Linked DNA regions of Homo sapiens: region 1 is linked to region 2. A link is a loop called in an ENCODE intact Hi-C map of the cell type or tissue named here. Cell type or tissue: Caco-2. All regions are shown on one strand. Each heading gives the region's core, and the rest is flanking DNA. Links, peaks and the distances in the headings are about the cores only. Region 1 holds the start of ACOT1 (acyl-CoA thioesterase 1). Region 2 has its middle 10 kb from the start of DNAL1.

Region 1 (10,379 bases), core at 3,146-8,145, 94 kb after region 2:
GGAGGATTGTTTGAGCTCAGTAATTCAGGACTAGCCTGGGCAACATTGGGAGACCCCATCTGTACAAAAAATTAAAAATTAGCCAGGCATGGTGGTGTGTGCCTGTGTGGTCTCAGCTGCTAGGGAGGCCGAGGTGGGAGAATAGCTTAAACCTACGAGGTTGAGGCTGCAGTGAGCCGTGACTGTGCCACTGCACTCCAGCCTGGGCAACAGAATGAGACCCTGCCTCCAAAAAAAAAAAAGGAAAGAAAATAATAATAAATTAAGGTTTTTTTTTTCTTTTAAATACAACTAAGGTTTAAGAAAAAATCAAGTTTATTGTGTAACTATTTATATCAAGTGATATAAATATTGTCTTTCTTTTTCTTTATTTTTTTTTTGAGACAGTATCCTGCTGTCACCCAGGCTAGAGCGCAGTAGCACAATCTCGGCTCACTGCAACCTCTGCCTCCAGGGCTCAAGCAGTTCTCCCACCTCAGCCTCCCCAGTAGCTGGGACTACAGGCATCCGCCACAATGTCTGGTATTTGTTTGTAGAGACGGGGTTTTGCCATGTTGCCCAGGCTTGTCTTGAACTCCTGGGTTCAAGCAATCCACCAGCGTTGGCCTCCCAAAGTGCTGGCATTACAAGTGTGAGCCACCATGCCAAGCCTAAATTGTTATTGAATTTCACATTTGTCATTGTTAAAATCGCTTATGTAATTCATCTCAATAATGTTTTATCAGCTTTTGAAACAATTAAATCCTAAAGGTCCATATGTATAAACAGGAACATAAAATTTATTTGCACTAGGAGAATCCTTATTAATCCAAGGAGAAGATATCAAAGAACTAAATATGTATTGGTTTTGAAAAGTTTTAGTAGTTTTATATCTAACTAGTAATCAGTTTATAGGCAAGATGTTAACTTCCATTCTTAAAGGAGAAACTCAAATCTGATATACTTTTTATATTATGTGCTTTTCTTCCACAGTAGGTAATCATTTATTTATTTAATTAATTTATTTATTTTTGAGGCATAGTCTTGCTGTGTTACCCAGGCTGGAGGGCAGTAGTGCAATCTCAGCTCATTGCAACCTCTGCCTCCCGGGTTCAAGCAATTCTCCTGCGTCAGCCTCCTGAGTAGCTGGGACTACAGGCATGCGCCACCACGCCCGGCTAATTTTTTGTATTTTTAGTAGAGATGGGGTTTCACCATGTTGGCCAGGCTGGTCTCAAACTCCTGACCTCAAGTAATCCGCGCACCTTGGCCTCCCAAAGTGCTAGGATTACAGGTGTGAGCCACCACGCCTGGCTCACTTATACTCATTCAGCAAATAATTATTGAACTCCATTTACGTACCAGACACTGTTAATTGATGTTACTCACTTTTCCTTTCAGAACTAAAGCCTTATCAGTTGTGTGTTGAGATAGGAAGAGGAGACTTTTTCCACTTCTTGTGTTTCCTACAGTTACTCCCTTCCCAAACTGATAAAGTATACAGTTTATAAAAATCTTAAAAACTCATTCTTACTGGTAAATTCATTTTAATAATGAGGGGAAGAAACTTTAAGAAGTTATGAGAAAGAATGAATACACATACACACACTAAATGTGGCAGATGTTTCCAGGAGAGATTAGCAACAGAGAGGCCACATGATCAAATAAAATTTACACTTTTGATGGGATTGTCCCCTCGTGGCCACCCAAGTGTTTGTGGAAGAAAGTCTGGAGTTGTTTCCAAGCATCCACCTGAGCCATGGCATGAGCCCTGGGCTCCCCTCCCCAGATAATAGGACTGCCCACCAAGGCATGCAGGGAAGCCCGACACAGGGGGAAGTAAGGAGGCTCAATATAGTGCCCTGTCTCTGGGTAACAGATGATCTGGGGCTTTCTCCTCCCATGGGCCTGCAAGCGTTTACAGGCCTCATTAGCATAGAACTCACTCTTCCAGTTGTGGTCATCCTGACCTACCAGGAACAGGAAGGTGCTCTCTGCCCTTTCCACAGGAATGAAGCTCTTCTGGTCAGGTCCTTCCAAAGGGCTGTTCAGGACATCCACAATGTCTGCATAGCCATCTTTGGTCACCTTGATGCGATTTCTGTTGACGCCCACAGGGGGCAGGGTCTCGCCCTTGTAGCGTAAGGTTCCCCCAACATTGGCCACAGAGCCGTTGATGACGACAGCAGCCGTGATGCCCTTCAGGAAAGAGGCCATGGAAAGGCAGAGCTCACCCCCTTTGGAAATTCCAAGCAGCCCAACTCCTGGACCTTTTACCTGAGAAAGGGACAAAGGAAAAAGAAGAAGAATGGCTCCACAAACAGTGGAATATGGTGAGTTGTGCCCACCCTGGAAGTTAGTTGAACCTGAGTCTGAATCTGGGTTCTACCATTTACCCAGATTTGCAGCTTTGGGAATTTACCTCCCCTCTATCTCTTCCTTTCCACAATTTGTCCATCACCACTCTTGGTGATAACCATGTGGAAGATCTATCAATTACTCTGGTTTCTCAGTTCCTTAATCTCATTATCTCCCATGATCTTTTTCTGTCTCCCACCTGAGCCACCCATTCCCACTGTCATAACTAAACTGAGTCGTCATCAACAAGTACGTCATCTCATGGCCGGGCGTGGTGGCTGACGCCTGTAATCCCAACAGTTTGGGAGGCTGAGGCGGGTGGATCATTTGAGGTCAGGAGTTCGAGACCAGCCTGGCCAATATGGTGAAACCCTGTCTCTACTAAAAATACAAAAATTAGCCAGGCAGAAGTGGCATGCGCCTGTAGTCCCAGCTACTCAGGAGGCCGAGGCAGGAGAATCGCTTGAACCTGGGAGGTGGAGGTTGCAGTAAGCCGAGATCATGCCACTGCACTCCAGCCTCGTTGACACGGCAAGACTCCGTCTTAAAAAAAAAAAAAAAAAAAGAAAGAAAAAACATACTGGAATTTAAAATTGCATAATACCAACTACAAATATCTTTACTAGCAGGAAATATAGTAATATAGAATTGAATAGAAACTGTCTATAAGAGGCCAGGTGTGGTGGCTCATGCCTGTAATTCCAGCACTCTGGGAGGCCGAGGTGGGCAGATCACTTGAGGTCAGGAGTTTGAGACCAGCCTGGCCAACATGGCGAAACCCCATCTCTACTAAAAAAAAAAAATACAAAAATTAGGCTAGGCATAGTGGCTCATGCCTGTAATCCAGCACCTGGGGAGGCCAAGGCAGGTGGATCATTTGAGGTCAGGAATTCAAGACCAGCCTGACAAATATTGTGAAACCCCGTCTCTACTGAAAATACAAAAATTATCCAGGCATGTTGGCAGGTGCCTGTAATCCCAGCTACTTGGGAGGCTGGGGCACAAGAATCACTTGAACTTGGGAGGTGGAGGTTGCAGTGAGCCAAGATCGCACCACTGGACTCCAGCCTGGCAACAGAGTGAGACTCCATCTCAAAAAAAGAAAGAAGAAGAAGAAGAAAGAAAGAAACTGTCTATAAGAAGTGACTAAAAAAGGTAGTGTGTGTTGGGGTAGGGAATGGCTGTCATGAATGAGCTAACTTCTGTGAAAACCCAGACCATTTAAGAAGAGACCTGATACATCATAGCCCATAAATCTGAGAGAAGAACTCACCTCAGGATGACTGAGCAAGTAGTTCACAGCTTCTTCAAAGTACTCCAGATGGAGCGTCTCCATGGTCTTGGGGAGGTCTTCATAGTTATAGTAAGCCAGAGCCATCACAGCAAAACCCTTCCCAGCCAGCAGACTAGCCCGATACTCCAGCAGGCCACCTCCAGTTCCGAACATGTCCACAATGCCAGGAAAGGGCCCAGGTTCTTGGGAAGAAACAAAACAAAATGCAAAACTAAGCTATTCCTGAAACAGTTGGATGGTTTCTTACCAAGTTAAACATATACTTACCACACATGTGACCCAGCAATCCCACTCCTAGGTATCTACCCACGAGAAATGAAAACCTGTGTTCGTCCAGAAACTTCTGGCAAGTGTTTATAGTGACTTTATTCATTGTAGCCAAAGACTGGAAACAACCCAAATGTCCTTTAACTGGTGAATGAATCCATTTAATGGTGCACCACCAAGAAACAAAAAGAAAGACTGCTACATAGAAGAGCACAAATTCCTCTCCAGTGCACTCAACAGAATGCACTTATTCAATGGAGACAGACTCAAAAGGCTACTCATTCTGAATGACTCCACTTACTGAATATTTTTATCATTTACATTAAAGGTTTTGTGTTTCACACAAAATTAAAGAATAATAATGCAGGCTGGGTCTGGTGGCTCACGCCTGTAATCCCAGCACTTTGGGAGGCTGAGACGGGTGGATCACCTGAGGTCAGGAGTTCGAGACCAGCCTGGCCAACATGGTGAAACCCCATCTGTACTAAAAATACAAAAATTAGCTGGGTGTGGTGGCGGCCACCTGTAATCCCAGCTACTCGGGAGGCTGAGGGAGGAGAATCGCTTGAACCCGGGAGTTGGAGGTTGCAGTGAGCCAAGATTGTGCCACTACTCCAGCCTGGGCGAAAGAGCGAGACACTGTCTCAAAAAAAAAAAAAAAAAAAGAATGCAAACACCTTACAGGCAACACTTTTAAGACATAGTTCAGTGCTGATACCCGCAAACCATCAACGTCCCACAGACCCCTGTGCCCTTTCCTCTCTTTCCAGTATCCTGGACTTTCTGTGTATCACTCTTGGTTTTCTTCATAGTATTACCACTTAGATTATGTACCTTAAACAATATTTTATTTTGCCTATTTTTTGAACTGTATCTAAATGGAATGATACTGAATGTGTTCTCCTAGTGTTTGACTGTTTCACTCAACAGTGGTTTGGAGATTCATCCATGTTGATTCTTTTTTATTTTTTTCTTTTCTTTTGTATATCTTGATAGATGTTGATTCTTCTAGCTGTAGTTCAATCACTTTGACTGCTGGAAATATACCTCAATTTATTAATCTGTTCTATTGTTGATGGACATTTGGACTGTTTCCAGTTGACTTTGCTCTTTTTTTAAATTAATCCAGACTGCTCATCTGCAATGGCTTTCCTCTTATAAGGAATATGCCTCCTGGTGCACATGTACAAGTAGAATAACATATTTAACTTTGTAAGTTAAGACAAATTGTTGCCCAGAGCAGATGAATATGTTGACTCCTTCTAGCAGTGAGTTTCATTTCCTCCACATACTGGTCAGCAATTGATAATGCTAGCTTCTAAAAGTGGGCCACTTCTGAGGGTGTGAAATGTACTCTGTTGTTTTATTTTGCATTTCTTTGATTATTAATAAGGATAAGCATCATTTCTACACTGGCTGATTGCTCTTTATGTAATATAAAAGTATCCAGTAACCTCAAATTTCCATTTGACAGGAAGAGGCTTTCCTATTGTAAATGCTAATTTACATAAACCTTAACATACTGTGTGAATTGAAAGAAAAGTTGCAAAAATGAGAAACTTTTAAAGAACATTTCTGGGCCCCATACCCCTAGGATCCCGAGAAACCCCAGTGCCCCGGCAGCGATGAGCACAGCCCACGCGTGTGCTGATGGACAGGGACCGCGTGCTGGCAGCTTCCAGACGGCATCCTGTGGGGCTTCAGCCGCCGCTTCTCAGGGAGCTGCATGTGACACTGCAGCAGCACCGCAGCTTCCTGGTCTGGAAGCAGTACCTCACCCTGCTGCCGGACCTGGTGGATAAAGTGGCCCATGGGTGTGAAGCCCTAGGCTTTTCCCTAGTCTTGAAGCCCAACCCCAGAGGGCCTTGCAAGAGATGAAGCACATGCAAAACACCGAGGTCTTCACACTGCACCAGCCCCTGCCAAAGTATGACCACTGTGTGGGTGAGAAGCACCGCTGGGTAGAGCAGCACCTGGAGTCCCAGCTTGTGGAGTGAATTATCCTGACAATGGACAAGACCGTGGTCTTTGGGGACTTGCTCACTGATGACAAGGATACCATTCGAGGCCAAGAGGAGAGGCCACAATCAGTACCTGGTCCTGCCATGCACAGGGAGGTGGCTGCTCTCCTGGAATGGTAACAGGACGGAGATCATAGCCAGCCAGCAGGGAGCTAGGCAGCAGGAACGAACAGGCCCTGCAGGGGGCAGCAGCTGCAGCTGGAGCAATGGTGGGCGGGCAGGCACCAAAACCTCTGCACTGTCACAGGCCCAGCCACCTGGCACCTCCTAGCTGCCATGGAAATACAGTGAGAAAACCAGTTGGAATTCTTTTTATTAAAAAAAAAAGTGACTTCCTGGTCCATACATAAATAAGAACATTGAAACTACTTGAAAATTTTTTGTTGTTGTTGTTTGTTTTTTGTTTTTGTTTTTGTTTTAGATGGAGTTTCACTCTTGTCCCCCAGGCTGGAGTACAATGGCGTGATCTCGGCTCACTGCAACCTCTGCCTCCAGGGTTCCAGCGATTCTCCTGCCTCAGACTCCCGAGTAGGTGGGACTACAGGTGTGCACCACCTCACCTGGCTAATTTTTGTATTTTTAGTAGAGACGGGGTTTCACCATGTTGGCCAGGCTGGTCTCGAACTCTTGATCCGCCTGCCTCGGCCTCCCAAAGTGCTAGGATTACAGGTGTTAGCCACCGCGTCCGGCCTGTTTTTTTTGTTTTGTTTTGTTTGTTTTTAATATTATGTGTCTTTTCTCTTTCCTTACAATGCCTTTTTTTTTTTTTTTTTTTGAGACGGAGTCTCACTCTATTGCCCAGGCTGGAGTGCGTGGCACGATCTTGGCTCACTGCAAACTCCGCCTCCTGGGTTCATGCCATTCTTCTGCCTCAGCGTCCCGAGTAGCTGGGACGACAGGCGCCCGCTACCACGCCCGGCTAATTTTTTGTATTTTTAGTAGAGACGAGTTTTCACCGTGTTAGCCAGGATGGCCTTGATCTCCTGACGTCGTGATCCGCCCGCCTCGGCTTCTCAAAGTGCTGGGATTACAGGCGTGAGCCAGCGCGCCCAGCCCTTACAATGTCTTTTAACTGAGCACTAGGTTTGAGGGACCTCTCAGTTTTGGAGCGGCAGGGGCAATTCCCCAACCAACTTTCCATTCCATTCCTGTCTCCTTACACTAACCTCCGGAATGTTGGAAGCTACATCCTTTCTCCGTATGAAAAGCGCAGGGACGAAAAAAAATAAAAATAAAAAAATAAGTGTAACTCCCCTCAAAGGGCCGGGCGCAGTGGCTCACCCTGCAATCCTAGCTCTTGGGGAGGCAGAGGCGGGAGGATAGCTTGGGTCCAGGAGTTCAAGACCTACCTGGGCAACATAGCCCGGGGTGGTGGTGGTGGGGCGGGAGGAGGGACACACACACAAGCGAAAAGAGCGGGGCGGGGCGAAGGGGACACACACACACACACAGTGGAAAGCGCAGGAACAGGGATGGGCAGAGGGGAACAATTAGCGGAGGTGAGTCACCTGGCGGCAGGAAGAGCGTGCCTCGCACCCGGCCCGCGCGCACCGGCTCGCGCCGCACCCCGGGCGGGAGGAAGTAGCGCTCGTGCCGCACCCGGCACAGCAGCCGCCCGGGGTCGGGGTCGTGGCCATCCAGCACCTCCAGCTCCACGGCCAAGGGCGTTCGCACGTCGCGCTTCACCAGCCGCACCAAGGGTTTCTCGGGCTCCAAGGCCCAGAGCAGCCCCATGGGCTCAAGCCCCGCGAAGCTGCCGCCCAGCGCGGGCGCGCGCTCCAGGTCCAGCTCGCCAAGGGTGTCGGCGCGGTAGCGCGCGTGGGCCTGGAAAAGCGCGCCCTTCTCGTCGCGCAGGGACGCGCGCAGCGTGACCGGCTGCTCCGGGGCTAGGCCGCGCACGGCGATTCGCACCGGTTCGTCCCAGCAGCAGCGGCCCGCGGGCTCCAGGATCAGCGTCGCCGCCATCCGAGCAGGAACCCAAATAATCCGGCCAAACTGCCTCAGCTGTGGAGACCCCTGCAACTCTGCCCAACTCTTCCTCTCGGGCTGCCGTCGCAGGCTAAACGCCCACTAGGGCAGAGCTGTCTGCTAATGTGAGCGGGGAAGGCCAGAGTCCAGCCGATCAGCCAGACCAAATATAGACACACTGGAACTTGCTTAAAGTCTCCTGTGTTGAAACCTCCACTTTATGTTGGAAAGCAACTTCCTAGGTTTGCTTTTCAGAAGCTTGCTGGCTCGCGGAATGGGCTGGGCCAGGACTGGTTCGTCCCGGCTACTCGGGAGGCTGAGGCAGGAGAATGGCGTGATCCCGGGGGGTGGAGCTTGCAGTTGGCCAAGATCATGCCACTGCACTACAGCCTGGGCGACAGAGCGAAAGTCCGTCTCAGAAAAAAAAAAAAACAACAACAACCAGGCAGCTAGCAGTCTCCAGGCTCCAAACTCCTGATGGCGAAGAGGAATGCAGGACTGGAGTTGGTTTTGATCACTTTGTTGAATAATTCACACTCATTACTAATCTTAGGGCTTTTCTTTCAAAATCTGCACCATGGTGTTTTGCTTTCGTGTTCTCTGTATATGCCTATCCTCCACATCACTCCCACATCGAAGGGTGCTGGCTTCTTACTAGCTGTGTGACCTCTGAGCTTTATTCCTTACAGGTGTAAAAATAGCCAAATGAGGTAATAGTTATTAATTTCTCGAACTCCTGACTTTGTGATCCGCCCGCCTCGGCCTCCCAAAGTGCTGGGATTTACAGGCGATGAGCCACCGCGCCCGGCCAATAGTTATTATTTTCTTATACTGGTTTCTCATTTTTGTCCCAGTCAGGCAAGTGTTACCTCTCATCTTTTTTTTTTTTTTTTTTTTTTTTTAAAGAGACAGGGTCTCACTACGTTGCCAGTCTGGAGTACAGCGGCGGTTTACCATCACTGCGCACTTACAAGCCTCAAACTCCTGGGCTAAAGCCATCTTCCTGCCTCAGCCTCTCAAACACCTCAAGGGACTACCGGCGCTCCCCATGCATTGGGCTTTTTTCTACTTTTTCATAGGCTATTGGTTCCAACCAGAGGTGGTTTTTTTTTTTCATCAAACTTAAGCTTTAGGCCCCTCCCAAGCCCTTGTACCTGATTTCATAATTTCCTATCTTGGTAATTAGAGAAACCTATAAATGCGTAAGCTTCAAACTCACAAAACCTGTGTTTGCCTCTGCTCCTAATAAGGCTGTCCTCAAGGTAAGCCTTTTTATCTCTTTCCAAATGCTCTCATGTCCCATGTCCCATGTCATTATCATACAACTCCCTGTTAGTTGTAATTACCTTTGTATAGGTTCTGTGGCACACATCAAGTATATTCTGTGCATAGAAGTCTCAGGAACTAAAGAAGGTAAATAATAGTAGCTAATTGTTAATACTTACAAGAACCGTAGTAGTAAATTAAGGCCCAGAGAATTTAACTGATTTTCTGAAGATCATACAGCTGGGAAGTGGAAGTTGGGTGAGGTGGCTCACGCCTATAATCCCAGTTTACTTGGAGGCTGAGGTGGCAGGGTTTCTTAAGGCCAGGAGTTTCAGACCAACCTGGATAAGACCCTGTCTCTAACAAGAAAAAGGGGCCAGGCGCGGTGGCTCGCGCCTGTAATCCCAGCACTTTGGGAGGCCGAGGCGGGTGGATCACGAGGTCAGCAGATCGACACCATCCTGGCTAACACAGTGAAACTCCGTCTCTACTAAAAAAAAACCAAAAATACAAAAAATTCGCCGGGCGTGGTGGCAGGCGCCTGTAGTCCCAGCTACTCGGGAGGCTGGGGCAGGAGAATGGCGTGAACCCTGGAGGCAGTGCTTGCAGTGAGCCAAGATGGCGCCACTGCACTCCAGCCTGGGCAAAAAAAAAAAAAAAAAAAAAAAAAAAAAAAAAAAAAAGAAAGAAGAAAAAGAAAAGAAAAAGGGAGAGGGTTCATATGTTTGAAATCTGATTCTCAAGGCTGGGCTCTGAACAACTATGTTTAACTGTCTCTCACAGGATGTTGAAGAAGATTTGGAAAAGAAACTCATATTGGTGGATATATAAACTGGTATGACCTTTTCATGGCAATCTATGCAAAAATATTTAAAAGATCCCTTCTCTTTGACTCACAGTTCCACGTCTAGGAATTTGTTTTAAGTATAACTTCATAAATATGTGTAAATATTTGGCTACAAGGATGCTAATCATATCATTTTAATAGAGAAAAAATTAGAAACAAGTTAGCAATATAAATTTGGTTTTACCAGTTTAATTGTGATGTCATAAATGAAAGCAGTTTAGTTATAAAGCAGAAGAATATATGATGAGCATTCTTCCATGAAACTGATGAAAAAAAGCAGGTTAGAGAACAGTATAAATATACTTTTTACCAAGATATTAACATATTTTTTAAAAAGACTAGTCAAACACTCCCCCAGTAGCTGAATGCAGTGGTAGAT
Region 2 (8,162 bases), core at 2,666-7,665:
AGGGGGAATCTATTCTGTGGCCAGCACCGGAATAGCTTAAAAGAGTAAAATTTGTCTTCCCATGTTCTTTGAGACACTTCACAGCTATGTCAGTATAAACAGAGCTCTTCCAACGCTTGTTATCCTCTCCAACAATAAAAAGGAAATGGGCATTGGCTTTTTCTTTTTTTCTTTTTCTTTTCTTTCTTTTTTTTTTTTTTTTGAGACAGAGTCTCGCACTGTAGGCCAGGCTGGAGTGCAGTGGCACGATCTCAGCTCACTGCAACCTCCGCCTCCTGGGCTCAAGCAATTCTCCTGCCTTAGCCTCCCGAGTAGCTGGGATTACAGGCATGTGCCACCATGCCCGGCTAATTTTTGTATTTTTAATAGAGATAGGGTTTCACCATGTTGGCCAGGTTGGTCTCGAACTCCTGACCTCAGGTAATCCACCCGCCTCGGCCTCCCAAAGTGCTGGGATTACAGACGTGAGCCACTGCGCCCAGCCAGCACTGGCTTTTTTAAGAGGGATACAGCTTTTTTGATAGGCTTGTCCAAGGGGTCTTCCAGTGCTTCTTTAACCGTATACTCCTCAATCAGTGGCAGAGATTCTGTCTAGGTTAAAAGGCAGTCCTAGCAGGATCAAGCTACCACAGGTAGGGCGTAGTTGTGTTTGAGATGCAGCCACTGATGGTCACGACCACAGCTATATTTGGGAGAAAGCTAGCCATGGAAAATGCCAACTCTGACCCTTTGCCTGAGCCAATCACTGCAATGTTTGGACCTTTGACCTGCAGACTGAAGAAAAAGAAGGCAAACACGGAAAGAGACAAAGGAAAAATGAAGCATAATTGTTAATGGGATCACCAAAGTCCTCAATAAAGGAAAGTCCTTTTTTTTTTTTTTTTTCTTTTGAGACAGAGTTTCGCTCTTGTTGCCCAGGCTGGAGTGCAATGGTGCAATCTGGGCTCACTGCAACGTCTGCCTCCCAGGTTCAAGCAATTTTCCTGCCTCAGCCTCCCAAATAGCTGGGATTACAGGCATGCTCCACCAAGCCGGCTAATTTTGTATTTTTAGTAGAGATGGGGTTTCTCCATGTTAATCAGGCTGATCTTGAACTTCCAACTTCAGATGATCCGCCCACCTCAGCCTCCCAAAGTGCTGGGATTACAGGCGTGAGCCACTGTGCCTGGCCAGAAAGTCTTTTATGAGTTTTTTAGAGTTATCAGACAGCTCTAGTATTTATTTATTAATTCAACAGGTATTTGTTGCAGGTATTTTCCAACCCATTAGTAACACTTCCTTTATTCACTCTCTTCTGGAGTAATTCATTCATTTCTCTCATACCACTCACCTTTGGGTGACTTTGCACAAATTTAACTGCCTCTTCAAAGTAATCTAAGTTTAAGTCTTTCATGGCTGGAGGTAGATCTTCATAGCCAAAAAATGGCAAAGCAGAGTAGCAAAACCTCAACAAGCCAGGAGACTTGCTCAAGATTCACTTAATCCTCCATCACCAAATATATCAATGAGACCAGCAAAAGGACCATCATCTATAACCCAGGAAAGGGAATGAATCTTGGGTTAGATGACAGAACATTTACCTAGCCAACATTTTCTAAATGAAAATTAGATTGTATAATTTATCTTTTTTTAAAAAAACTACCTACTTGCTTTGAAAAGAAAACATCTGTTTTGTGGAAATGGATTTATTATTGTGGTTGAAATAGACATTTATTTGAGCTATTTTGATTCTATAAATGTAAAAATATTTTTATATTTTTTTCCCTGTGAGTTAATCACTGGTAAATGGAAAAAAAGAAAAAGAAAAATCGCACCAAATATATGGGAAGTGTTTTGGTTTGAAGTACAAGTCCTGATAAGTCTAAGCAAATAGTTCTGCAAGCTTTGAGTTATGTAAGAATAAAAATCTCCTTTTTTTTTTCTTTTTTTAGACAGGGTTTCACTCCCATAGCCCAGGCTGGAATGCAGTGGCATAGTCTGGACTCACTGCAACCTCCACACCTCCCGGGCTCAAGCAATTCTTGTGCCCCACTGCACCCTGCTAATTTTTGTAGAGACAAGGTTTCTGCCATGTTGGCCAGGCTGGTCTTGAACTCCTGACCTCAGGCGATCCACCCACCTCAGCCTCCGAAAGTGCTGGGATTACAGGGGTAAGCCACCGTGCTGGCCGGATGTCTGCTTTTGTTTGTTCGTTTGTTTGTTTGAGAGACGGAGTCTTGATCTGTTGCCCAGGCTAAGGTACAGTGGTGCGATCTCAGCTCACTACAACCTCCACCTGCCAGGTTCAAGCGATTCTCCTGCCTCAGCTTCCCAAGTAGCTGGGACTACAGGTGTGTGCCACCATGCCCAGCTAATTTTTGTATTTTTTAGTAGAGACGGGGTTTCACTACACGTTGGCCAGGCTGGTCTCAAACTGCTGACCTCAGGTGATCTGCCCGCCTCGGCCTCTCAAAGTGCTGAGATTACAGGCGTGAGCCACTGCATCCGGCTGGATGTCTGGTTTTTAGCATGAGATTTTTAAAGCCAGGTACAGTGGCTCATGCCTGTAATCCCAGCACTTTGGGAGGCCGAGGTGAGCAGATCATTTGAGGTCGGGAGTTCGAGACCAGCCTGGTCATCATGGTGAAACCCCAAAAACCCATCTCTACTAAAAATACAAAAAACTAGCTGGTTGTGGTGGTGCATGCCTGTGATCCCAGCTAGTCGGGAGGCTGAGGTGGGAGAACCGCTTCAACTTGGGTGACGGAGGTTGCAGTGAGCTGAGATCTCACCACTGCACTCTAGCCTGGGCAACAGAGTGAGACTACGTCTCAAAAAACAAACAAAGAATCAAAAAACAAAAACAAACCCAGACATCCAAATTTAAAGGGCCCTTTGATTTCTCAATAAATTTAAGATATAGTCAGAGTCACCAGAATCCATAATTTGACAGGGATTAAACTGTTTTAAAGGTCTAATGAAGGTGTACTATAAAATGAACTACATGTGTGAAGAGATAGTAAAATGTCAAACTAATATCCTCCCAACGTTGGTCTATTATTTCTCTTTCAACAGTCCTGTTGGGGATGTTTTATTCCTTCACTATTCCAAGAGAAGAATTTATCGGCCAATTGTTTCCTGGTATTTTTCAGATATATTCCTTTGTTATTCCAATTAAAGTAAAAGTGGCTGGGCAGAGTGGTGAGATCCTGTAGTTCCAGCTACTTGGGAGGCTGAGGTGGGAGAATCGCTTCAGCCCTGGAAGGGAGGTTGCAGTGAGCCGTGACAGTGCCACTGCACTCCAGCCAGGGTGACAGAGTGAGACCCTGTCTCAAATAATAATAATAATAATAATAATAATAATAATAATAATAATAATAATAAAGCCAGGCTCAGTTGTGTGTGTCTGTAATCCCAGTACTTTGAGAAGTTGAGGTGGGAGGACTGCTTAAGGCCAGGAGTTCAAGACCAGTCTGGGCAGCATAGCAAGACCCTATCTCTAAAAAAACAAAAAGGTTAAAATGAGGCCATGTACGCCTGTAATCCCAGCACTTTGAGAAGATGAGGTGGAAGGATCACTTGAGCCCAGAAGGTCGAGGCTGCAATAAGCTATCATGATGCCATTGCACTCCAGCCTGGGTGACAGAGCAAGACCTAGTCTCTAAAAAAATAAGAATTTAAAAAAGAAAGATGGCTGGGTGTGGTGGTTCACACCTGTAATCCCAACACTTGGGGAGGCCAAGGTGGGAGGATCGCTGGAGCCCACGAGTTCAAGACCAGGCTGGGCAACGTAGGGAAACCCTGTCTCTACAAAAAATAAAAAAAAAATTTACCTGGGTGGCACATGGCTGCTGTCCCAGCTACTCTACTCTGAAGGCTGAGGTGGGAGGATCGCTTGGGCTCAGGAGGTTGAGACTGCTGTAAGCAAACAAAAGCATTTAATGCTAGAAACTTTGCAGCAATCTTATGCTTAATATAGCAAACACGCAGGGTCTATGCTCCTAAGGAATAGCGTATGCAGCACTAGGACTCTGGCGGGTGAGCAGCTGGCAGAAGAAAGGTGCATAAGCAGATGAAATTTGGATCCTAGCCACCATCTAGGGGAATGAATGTTCCACTTGAAGTCTAGGAGACAAAATAAAGGGATTAAGGAGCTCGCTTTGTTTTCAGATGACAAACCAGCTAGCAAAGCAAGCCAGTCGATTCCCTCACTCTGCTGTCAGGCACTCTGCGGAAAAGGGCCCCCGCACCTGATGGCAGCAGGAAGACCCCCCGCAGGCGGCCGGCTCGCAGGCGCGCGGCGCAGCTCGGGGATGGAGAACCAGCGCTGCACCTGGGCCGAGGCCAGCGCCGGACTCAGCGGCGCCGCCTGCTGCAGCGGCGTTAGGTGGATGGTCACCTCCACTATGAGGGGGTTTTTCAAGGCGGCCCTCCGCATTCGACTGAGGCGTGGATCCTTCGAAGCGGCCGGCATGAGGCTCCACAGGAGCCCCATGGGCCCCACGCCCGTGAAGTCGCCTCCTAGAGCCAGGTCCCCGGCCAGGTCCAGCCCCCCGCCGCTGTCCACCTCGTAGTGGGCAAGGGAGTGGAAGAGGCGGCCTCGGTGGCTGACGCCCGACACCTGCAGGGTCACCGGCTCCCCCGAGCCCAAGCCTTCTGCTTTCATATCCAGGCACTTGTCGGCCAGCCCAGTCTTGGGCGTGACGGTCAGGGTCGCGGCCTTTTGGGAGAAAAAGGACGATGTGGATATCGGCCTCCAGGCCTGGAGGGGGACCCCAGAGGCTCGGAGCGCTGCCCGGACCGCCGGCCACATGGTCCGGGACTGTCGCGGCTTTGACCTCCGCCAAGGTCGAGGCGGCCTGGCACTGGCGGCCGAGGTTCCGCGCTGAAGAGGAGGGAGGAGGGGGGCCCGGCCTGGCAGGTCGTGGCCCTGTGGGGCAAAACCCTGCAGGGCCACGTGATGGGACCTGGGCTGGTCCCTGCGGCGCCACTTAGCAACGGGCTGCAAGAAGAGACGACTTCGGAGGGCCCAGGGTCCTTTGAGCTCCTAGAGGTCCCGTGTGGAACCATCTGGAAGAGGTAGGATCCCCTCGCGAGTTTACCCCGGACGTGTGGCGAATAAAGTTAAGCATTTTTAACGGTAAGTGCCGGCCTCTGGCCGCCTCTGAATTTCCTCACTGGCCACCAGGGGTCAATATTCCCTAAGCCTGATTGAAGGAGGCCAAGTGTGCTAGGGTCCTAACAAATTCCTTTCCTCCGTTTTAAGTAATCTTTGTCCTGGATTAAGAAAGACTATCAAAGTTAAAGTTTAAACGTTTCCGATGAGATACTGAATTGAACTATAAAATAGTAGGGATTGATAATAGAAACTGGTGGAGAGACACTTCCCCAACTTGAATGCCAGCAAAGACCTAAAACGAGCCCAGCGGGGACATAGGGGATGAGCTCAGGAGGGAGCATAAATTTTGCTTTTTCATTCAGAAAGTGGAACTACAGGACAGCCCGCAGTGGCTCACGCCTGTAATCCCAGCACTTTAGGAGGCCGAAGCGGATGGATCACGTGAGGTCAGGAGTTCGAGACCAGCCTGGCCAGAATGGTGAAACCAAATCTCTACTAAAAATTCAAAAATTAGCCAGGCGTGGTGGCAGGCACCTGTAATCCCAGCTACTCGGGAGGCTGAGGCGAGAGAATCGCATGAAACCGGGAGGCGGAGGCTGCAGTGAGCCGATATTGTGCCATTGCACTCCAGCTTGGGGGACAGAATGAGACCCCATCTCAAAAAAAAAAAAAAAGAGAGAGAGAGAGAGAGAAAGCTGAATTACAGATATATACCCTAAGGAAATAAGTTCTATTGTCCTGTGGACTGGAACAAGTGTTAACAATGTATATTTTTTGTATGCAGAAGAAAAGCTTACAAGTATATTACATTTCTTCTTCTTCTTTTTTTTTTTTTTTTGAGACAGGGTCTCACTCTGTCACCCAGGCTGGAGTGCAATGGCGTGATCTTGGCTCACTGCAACCTCCACTTCCCGGGTTCAAGTGATTCTCCTACCTCAGCCTCCCTAGTAGCTGGGATTATAGGCGCAAACCACTGCATCTGGCTAATTTTTGTATTTTTAGTAGAGATGGGGTTTCACCATGTTGGCCAGGCTGGTCTTGAACTCCTGACCTCAGGTGATCCCCCTGCCTTGGCCTCCCAAAGTGCTGGGATTACAGGCATGAGCCACTGCCCCCAGCCAAGTATATTACATTTCTGTTTTTTTAAGAGAGAGAAAAGGCCTTGAACCCACAAAATAAAACCATAGTTTTTCATTCATACATATGAATATTGTATTTTGTATATATATACAAAATGGTTCTGGAATGGTTCTGGAAGGAAACACTTCAAACTGGTAATAGTAACTACCCTTGGGAGAAGACTGAGATTGGGTAATGAGTTAAGAGGACCTTTTATTTTATCTGTATTACTTGAATCTTTCACAGTGAAGAAAGTATTGATATATGTAATTTAAAATTTGTTTTCCGGCTAGGCATGGTGGCTCATGCCTGTAATCCCAGCATTTTGGGAGACAGAGGCAGAAGGATCACTTTGAGGCCAGGAGTTCAAGACCACCCTGGGCAACATAACGAGACCCCCATCTCTACAAATTTCCTTTTCTTTTTTTTTTTTTAAACCACCACAGCACTGAGTTTTATTAGGGATTTCATTAAGGTTAAATTTATAGGAATGAGGGAGTCTTAGTTAGAGGGCGCAAAAGCCCACAAAGCCTCCTGGTATCCATAGTCAACCACTGGCTCAGGTTCTTTGGAGAGATCGCCACCTTGTTCCAGGTACAGATTATTGCAAGGACACTGTTTTGGTCCCACGGGCTGGTAGACAGGGTAAATCACCCCCACCCAGAACATGAACATCATGAAAGCCACAGAGCCGAAGAGCTGTATACACATGATATTCCAAGAAACAGGTGTGGGGGACATAGCTACATGGTTCCTGATATGCATGTCTAGGTGCCAGTGTATCCCCAGTTCAACCTCAGGCCAGGTGGTCTCAGTTATACCACAGATCCCTCTTCTGCTATAAGTGGTCAGGGAGCTTCAGGTAGTCCCCATACCCCATGCCGTCATTCGAATAAGGCTCGTAGTCTTCCACACACATATTTATACTTCTTGGTGGCAGCGACCCGTTCTTCTGGGGTCTTAGGTTAGGGCCCCGGGAGCATGCCCTTGGTAATGTGGGAGGCTGTCTGTGCACCCAGTGGCATCACATTCTGGGATGCCCTTTGCGGCCACTAGACTCCCAGGACCCCAGCCCTGGCCGCCACTACCTTCACCTACTACATTTTTTCAAATAGCTGGCCATGGTGGCTCATGCCTGTTGTCCTAGCTACTCAGGAGGCTGAAGTGGGAGGACCACTTGAGCCCAGGAGTTAGAGGTTGCAGTGAGCTATGGATTGCACCACTGCACCCCAGCCTGGGTGACAGAGCAAGACCTGGTCTCTAAAAATTAAAAAAAAAATTGTTTTCTACTATTCTATCTTAATTAAAACGCATGTGTAAAATGAGGTGAATTAACCCAGGTGAACATATTTTATTAAACTGCTTGTCAAGGAAGAGGGGTATGTATATAAATCCTAAATTTGGGGAGAAACAATCCCATTTTCAAATCTTATCCCATTTATCTATAAATAATTGTCATGTGTCATATTTCTGGATAGAATGTATTTGCCACTGAAAACACATGGCCATTGGACCAAGAGTTTCTGGTTTAGAGCCATCCAACAACCCTGTTTTCTTTGAAAAGTAAGTACCTGCAAGGTACTTTTCTCTGAAAAGCAAGGACTTGTTAAAGTCCTGTCTTTGGTCCTTTCGCCATAAATATTGTTGGGGCTCAGAGAACAATACCCCAAAATGAAGGCCTCAGAAGGGAAAGTTTTTCTTTGCCCTTCTCCTGCCACCCTGCTCTGAGTCCCATTCTTCCCTGAGGCTAGCCATAAAAACTAGAATCCCTTTTCTTCCAGGCAGATCATAGAAACCAGAACTCCTTTTCCCTAAAGCCAGTGATAAAACCTCAAAATATTACTGTAATTTTCCCTCTGCCTTTCTGTGTAAAAATTGGCTGTAAACAAATGATCTGATCTACCTTATTTGACTGTAAGTCGTGATTCCCATTCTAAAGAGGGAC

The links. Hi-C counts contacts between places; a loop is a spot of excess contacts. Peaks named below come from ENCODE experiments on the same cell type or tissue, not always from the same donor. Only the 100,000 strongest peaks of a DNase experiment are listed, where the experiment ranks them.
Region 1: it touches region 2 in a loop (9-fold over the local background); 4 of 110 quality-filtered maps call a loop at or near these places.

What each region holds. Positions count from the first base shown.
Region 1 is chr14:73,534,927-73,545,305 of GRCh38, reverse strand. All of the region lies in intron 1 of HEATR4 (HEAT repeat containing 4), which reads left to right. ACOT1 (acyl-CoA thioesterase 1) reads right to left here and starts at 8,163. Exons shown (of 3, transcript NM_001037161.2): 1 at 7,428-8,163; 2 at 3,611-3,813; 3 at 1,510-2,256. The coding sequence starts at 7,884. The coding sequence ends at 1,651. It also overlaps the pseudogene NT5CP2. In Caco-2, for the core only: a CTCF peak has its summit at 6,215; DNase peaks (open chromatin) are centred at 6,095 and 7,375; H3K4me3 peaks cover 1,221 bases.
Region 2 is chr14:73,630,618-73,638,779 of GRCh38, reverse strand. It overlaps a transcript of HEATR4 not described here and the pseudogene NDUFB8P1. Among named protein-coding and RNA genes, the nearest start is that of DNAL1, 10 kb to the left of the region's middle. RefSeq lists an enhancer at 5,403-5,452. In Caco-2, for the core only: a CTCF peak has its summit at 5,173 (motif pointing right); a DNase peak (open chromatin) is centred at 5,149.